2 separate regions of the Homo sapiens genome follow, and region 2 is linked to region 1. A link is a loop called in an ENCODE intact Hi-C map of the cell type or tissue named here. Cell type or tissue: PC-3. All regions are shown on one strand. Links, peaks and the distances in the headings refer to the core of each region. The heading gives the core; the rest is flanking DNA.

What was found. Peaks named below come from ENCODE experiments on the same cell type or tissue, not always from the same donor. Only the 100,000 strongest peaks of a DNase experiment are listed, where the experiment ranks them.
Region 2: a loop joins it to region 1, with 6 times the contacts of the local background. A loop is called at or near these places in 1 of 110 quality-filtered maps.

What each region holds. Positions count from the first base shown.
Region 1 is chr5:40,107,323-40,110,537 of GRCh38, reverse strand. No RefSeq gene overlaps it. Among named protein-coding and RNA genes, the nearest start is that of LINC00603, 57 kb to the right of the region's middle. In PC-3, for the core only: no CTCF peak of the experiment used is centred there; DNase peaks (open chromatin) are centred at 1,337 and 1,640; H3K27ac peaks cover 1,821 bases.
Region 2 is chr5:40,039,903-40,043,117 of GRCh38, reverse strand. No RefSeq gene overlaps it. Among named protein-coding and RNA genes, the nearest start is that of LINC00603, 11 kb to the left of the region's middle. In PC-3, for the core only: no CTCF peak of the experiment used is centred there; a DNase peak (open chromatin) is centred at 1,457; H3K27ac peaks cover 964 bases.

The sequences.
Region 1 (3,215 bases), core at 298-2,797:
ATGCAAAGTAGAATGATGATTCTCATTCTCCTGATAAGAAATAAAATAAGTAGCTTCCAGGCATTCCCTTCCACCAGAGGAGCAATTGTTTTTTAAATAGCCCTTTGGTGCCCAGTCTATTACTAAACCATATGAGTCATTTTTTAATATTACTGCATGTGAGTTAACACAATTTTCCCAAATTAAAGTTTTAGATGGGCCCTCAAAATTTTTAGGGCATGGTTTTCCTGCAGGTTTATATTGAAAATATGGAGTTATCTCCCATTACTCCTCCTTTCATTTGTTTTAAAGGAGAAAGGGAGAGGCCAGAGACCAAATGTCCTGTTTTATCTGTAGCTGATCTTTATGGAAGATAAGCAGCCCAGATTTGAGTTTCTAGATGCATAAAACCAGGTGCATGTCTGAGGCACAGAGGGGGATATTTGTAACCCATGTTAACATTAAATGCAGTGCCTTCTTCTCCTGGTTGAGAAGGGCAATGGTCATCTGTGCCTCCAGGCATCCACACACTGTGGTTAGTGTAGATTTCTGCAGGAGCATCTATCCAGGTGAGAGGTCGAATAAGTGGAGGAAAAGGCACATAAGCCCAATAAGAATAATCATGTGTAGCAGGTAAATCAGTGTGAGAGGAAACTGGTGAGACAGAAAGTATGAGGAGGAGAATCATTAAATAAAACCTAGTGTAAGTGAGATTGAGTGCTGAAGGAGGAAGGGAAGAACAGAGGGATTTTTTTTTAAGGCTAATAGAAACGGTGAGATTTTTAGGTTTGTAAGGAGAAAAAGAAAGGTAATTAGAAGTGGGATTAGTTAGATGGGTCTTCATTGCCATCAGGGAGGATTGATTTAAACCCATTGTGATTTGGTGTGCCTGTTTCTGAGGAGTTGGCACAGATCTCACCATGTCTGAGGGCAGTCTCTGACACAGACGTCTTTCCTCTGTGGTTTTCATTGTCAGTATTCACCCGAAGCTTGAGTCTTCTGGTGGGTACCCACACAGGGGATTGATGATCTCCTGGTGAAACACAAGCATATCCTCTTCCCCACGTTATAATTGTGCCAGGTTCCCAGGTATTGGTTTGGGAGTTTTTCCATAACACTGGCTTGCCTTCATTTAAGAAGAATTTTTTGCCTGTATAATGGCATTCAGCTGCAGTTAGAATATTATCTTTAGGAACATTTAAAAAATTTAAAGTAAACAATGCCAAATGTAATTGGAAGTGGGGAGTAGTTAAATCATGTTTTGGTTGTTCAGACTGTTTGGACAGTTGGGTTTTTAAAGTGCGATTGGCCCATTCCACCACAGCTTGTCCCTGAGGATTGCAAGGGATTCCAGTAATATGGGAAATTCCCCACTGTTGCATAAATGTATCAAAAGCCTTACTAACATATGCAGGGGCATTGTCTGTCTTTATTTGATATGGAAGCCCCATAACTGCAAAGCAAGAATACAGATGTTTTTTAACATGGGCCGTGCCTTCCCCTGTTTGGCAAGTAGCCCAGATAAAACCTGAGAAGGTATCTACAGAGACATGCACATATGACAGTCTGCCAAAGGAGCTAACATGAGTCACATCCATTTGCCATAAAGCATTAGGAGTTAGGCCTCTAGGATTAATGCCAGTTTCCTGATTTGGAAGTACGAAGACCTGGCACTGAGGGCAGCTGTGAACAATAAACTTAGCCTGTTTCCAGATAAGAGAAAATTTATCTTTTAATCCAGCAGCATTGACATGAGTGAGATTATGGAACTCCTGAGCTTCTTGGGTTGTAAAAGAGACCAAACAGTCGACTTTATGGTTACCGGCAGACATGGATCCTGGTAAAGTGGTATGAGATCTAATATGTGTAATATAGAAAGGGTGTCTACATTGGCAAGCCACCTGTTGTAACCTTGAAAATAAAGAAGCCAATTCAGAATTATCGATATGTTTGATAGTAGCAGTTTCTATATTTTTAGTGGCATGTACAACATAACAGAATCTGAGACAATATTGAAAGATTTGGGGAAATCCTGTAAGGCAGTAATCACAGCAATTAACTCCACCTTTTGAGCAGAAGTATAAGAGGTAGAAATAAGTTTGTCTGTAGGACCTATATAACCAGCATTGCCATTACTGGAGCCATCAGTGAACAATGGCTCAGTGAACAATGGCCTCAGGAATGGATTGATCTTTGGTTAATTGAGGAACCACCCAAGATGTCATTTGTATGAAATCAAACAATTTGTTTTTTGGATAGTGATTGTCAATAAGCCAATAAAATCAGCCAAGTGAATTTGCCACAGTACAGAATGTTGAAAGGGAGCTTGAACTTTGAGCTGATTTAAAGGAACTACAATTACATTTGGATCAAATCCAGAAATTTGAAGTATTCTGCACTGAGCCTGTCCAATTAATATGGCTATTTGGTCTAGATAAACAGATGAAGTTTTTGACACAGTATGAGGAAGAAAACACCACTCCACTAAATCATTATGTTGAATTATTAGTCCAGTAGGGGAGTGTAATGAAGCAAAAACCAGAAGCTGAAAAGGCTGAAACGGCTTTACTCTAGATAACTGGGCAGTCTGGATTCTTTCCTCTATGAATTCCAGTTCTAGTAAAGCCTCAGGGGTCAAAGTCCTGGGGCTGTGGAGATCGGAAGCTCCCCTCAGCGTAGAAAACAAGTTAGACAATGCATAGGTCGGAATGCCTAAAGTAGGTCTTAAATAATTAATGTTACCCAAAAGTTTTTGGAAGTCATTTAAAGTTTTTAAAGAATCTCTCCTAATTTGAACTTTTTGAGGTTGAATACATTGTTTATCGACCACCATTACTAAATATTGAACAGGAGTGGTCTGTTGAATTTTATCCTGAGCGATGTGTAATCCGGCCTCTGTAACACAGCGGTTCAAAATTTGGTAACAGTCAATTAATTCTTTATCTGTGGGGGCAGCAATTAAAATATCATCAATATAATGAAGAATATAGGCCTCAGGAAATTGGGCTCGAACTGGTGAAAGCACTTGTCCAACATAAAGCTGGCAGATTGTAGGGCTATTTAGCATTCCCTGAGGAAGTACTTTCCATTGATAACGAGCTGCAGGCTCCTGATTATTGATAGATGGTACAGTAAAAGCAAATTTCTCACAATCCTATTTATGTAAAGCAATATGAAAAAAACAATCTTTAAGATCAATAACTATGAGAGGCCAATTTTTAGGTATTAAAGCAGGG
Region 2 (3,215 bases), core at 486-2,985, 68 kb after region 1:
GGCGGATCACGAGGTCAGGAGATTGAGACCATCCTGGCTAACACAGTGAAACCCCGTCTCTACTAAAAATACAAAAAATTAGTCAGGCTCGGTGGCGGGCACCTGTAGTCCCAGCTACTCGGGAGGCTGAGGCAGGAGAATGGCGTGAACCCGGGAGGCAGAGCTTGCAGTGAGCCGAGATCGCGCCACTGCACTCCAGCCTGGGCGACAGAGCGAGATTCCGTCTCAAAAAAAAAAAAAAAAAAAAAGTGGGAATCACTGAGTGGATTTATGTATGATTCTAATGAATGGAAACCACCTAGTAGAGTAGTTGATGTAGAAGACGCACTTGGTAAATTGTTTTTAATGAGAGGAGCACATACTGTAGAAATTGCTTTAAAAGAAAATTTTATTTTCTTTTTTATTCTTTTTTTGTTGTGTAGTTTTTTTTTTTTTGTTTGTTTGTTTGTTTTTTCTGGAAACAGAGTCTCGCTCTGTCGCCCAGGCTGGAGTGCAGCGGCATGATCTCAGCTCGCTGCAACCTCCGCCTCCCGGATTCAAGCAATTCCTGCCTCAGCCTCCTGAGTAGCTGAGATTACAGGCGCCTGCCACCACGCCCAGCTAATTTTTGTATTTTTAGTAGAGACAGCGTTTCACCATCTTGGACAGGCTGGTTTTGAACTCCTGACCTCGTGATCCACCTGCCTCTGCCTCCCAAAGTGCTGGGATTACAGGTGTGAGCCACAGCACCAGGCCGAAAATTCTAAAAAATGAAGTTTAGGAGAAATAAAATATCACCATATCAATTGGTGGCATCCAATTGGTTGGTAGAACACGTCGGAGGGGGTTTAACATGCCCTACATTCACAAAATATGAATGGCGATCTTCCAACCTTGTACTCCATTATAATGGAGCAATTATAAATGATTCAAATTATCATCATGCTTGTCAAAATAGTACTTTTATTGATTTTTGACATCTTTTCCTTGAGTTACATAATTCAAATAAATATCAAACCTGTCTCTTTATCTAACTTATCCAAAGCATCACAACATTTTTATTAATACTAAGGTCTCTGTTCATTTCTCCATTCACAAACATTATGATAACTATTTTCAAATAATATTCCATTTTAGTCACCTGACATTTACAGCATGAATTGTGTGAATTCAGCTAAGAATTATTTAAAATAAACACAGTAGAAAAAATATTGTGGCAGGTTATTTTTTTAAATTGGAAGTATAACCAAACAAGCATGCTGGATCAAATGTTGAATTCATGCTCACCTAAAGGAAATGTGTGTCTTAAAGAAAAATCTAGTTAGTAAATCTTTGTAACAGGGATACCTCTCTGGTATATGTGTGAGTCCTTATGAGCAAAAATAAATAAACAATTGATTCTTGAGGAAAAAACATGTTTTGAAATGGGAGATGCAAGTAAAGCCAAAACAAATACCAGTGACCAAAAGGAGTTGCGCTGTGTGTGACTAGGAATTATTATAATGCTGTAAAATAGCTCATTGTTCATCAAGCAAGACATGAGTAATTCAAACTGACTAAGCATGTTGTTTAGTTAACCTGGACATGAAGCTCAAGTTAAATATTATATGTTTATAAATGTGTTTTTTTGAGGGCTTGCTGTGGTGCCCCTCACACAGTAGATGCTGAATTAAGGCTTTCTGAGTAGTTCATGCAATGAAAGTCCTTTGGGCATGCATTATAAAGTTATGTAAAATTATTTAATTCTTTCACATTTTAAAGAGTATGAATTCAAAAAGACCTAATATGAACTTCAGTTCTGCCGCTGTTTAATGTCTGACATTTTCTGAGTTATTCAAACTTTACGAGCCTCAGGCTCCTCATCTCTCATATGGAATCAGTGATACTTACTTCATAAGAATATCGTTTATACTAAGAATTCATATATGAAAAAACAAAATAAATTTCAGGGCAATAGGACTTAGTGGAAAGTATGTAAGACTTATAATTAGAACTAAATTTCCACTCCAACCAGCGAGGAATTGGGTTATTATTGGTTTCAAGTCTTCACTTCCAATCTTACATAATGATCCATTCGTGGCTTCACCATGTGAATTGGCAGCCACAGCAGGATTATCTGTCCCTTGGTGTTGGGTTTGGCCATAGGAGCTGCTTTAACCAAGGCGGCGTTAGCAGAAGTTTCAACATCTTCAGGGGCAGCATGCGTTCCCACTCGCTCTCTTGTGCTTTTGTGTTTGCATGAGGAGAGCATGTCCAAGCTAGCTGGCTGTGCCAAAGTCAGTGAGGAGACATACAGAGTCAACTTGAACCCAGGCTGCAAATTGGACCCCAGTGGATGATCCTAGCTGAGCCACAGCTTGTCTTTATACCAATGAATGATAAATGAATTCTACTTGTTTTTGACTAGTGAGAACTTCAGTGTCATTTGTTACCTGGCCCTGGTTAGCACTAGTTGACTACTATATGACTCCACTTAACTATCTTTAGTACGGAGTTTATTTCTTTCCAAAGCTGTTCATATCATTTTACATTTAATTTGTTCGCATGTTTAAAAGTAATGGCTATAAATTCTCCCTGGTCACCTATGGAAATCCATGAACTGAGAAGCTAAATGTCTCTTAACATTAGATTATGGGCCTCTGCATAGTTTTCTTTTTGTCTATATAGTCCCATATAGCTTGGTATATTTCACCATATTTATTATTATAAATATGGAATACAGATTGGCTAATTTTATATATAGTTCTTTGTGATAGCAATTATAAAATTTACTTATGACAAGCGTACTCTTCCTCTTAAGTCACACTAGCTTATATAAAGCTAGATAAAAGTTTTTAAAAATTCTGTGCACTCAAATTCCTTGAGGTCTCTCTTTATTGCAAGATATGCTGCATATTGGTTTCACTGTGTTGCTGATAGGGATGACAGGGAAGGCACGCCACCTTCTGCAATGCTTGTGTGCATAGTCCTAACTTGACGGTAGCAGCTTCCTCTGTGTTTTGTATGGTCTAGAGAAGCTGCAATAACAGAAAGACCTACAAAAAGATTATAGATGCTTTTTTCTCTATTATGTTATAACCTCAGTTGTCTCATCTTCTAAATGAGGATCGAAATACTCATCTTATAGAGTTATAAAATACAGTAAGCGAGCTGTCCAGGAAGGGAGAACAGCTCTGATCCTCACAGTCACTGGTGTAATAAAATTCCTTCTAAGACATAACTGCATCAGCAAACAG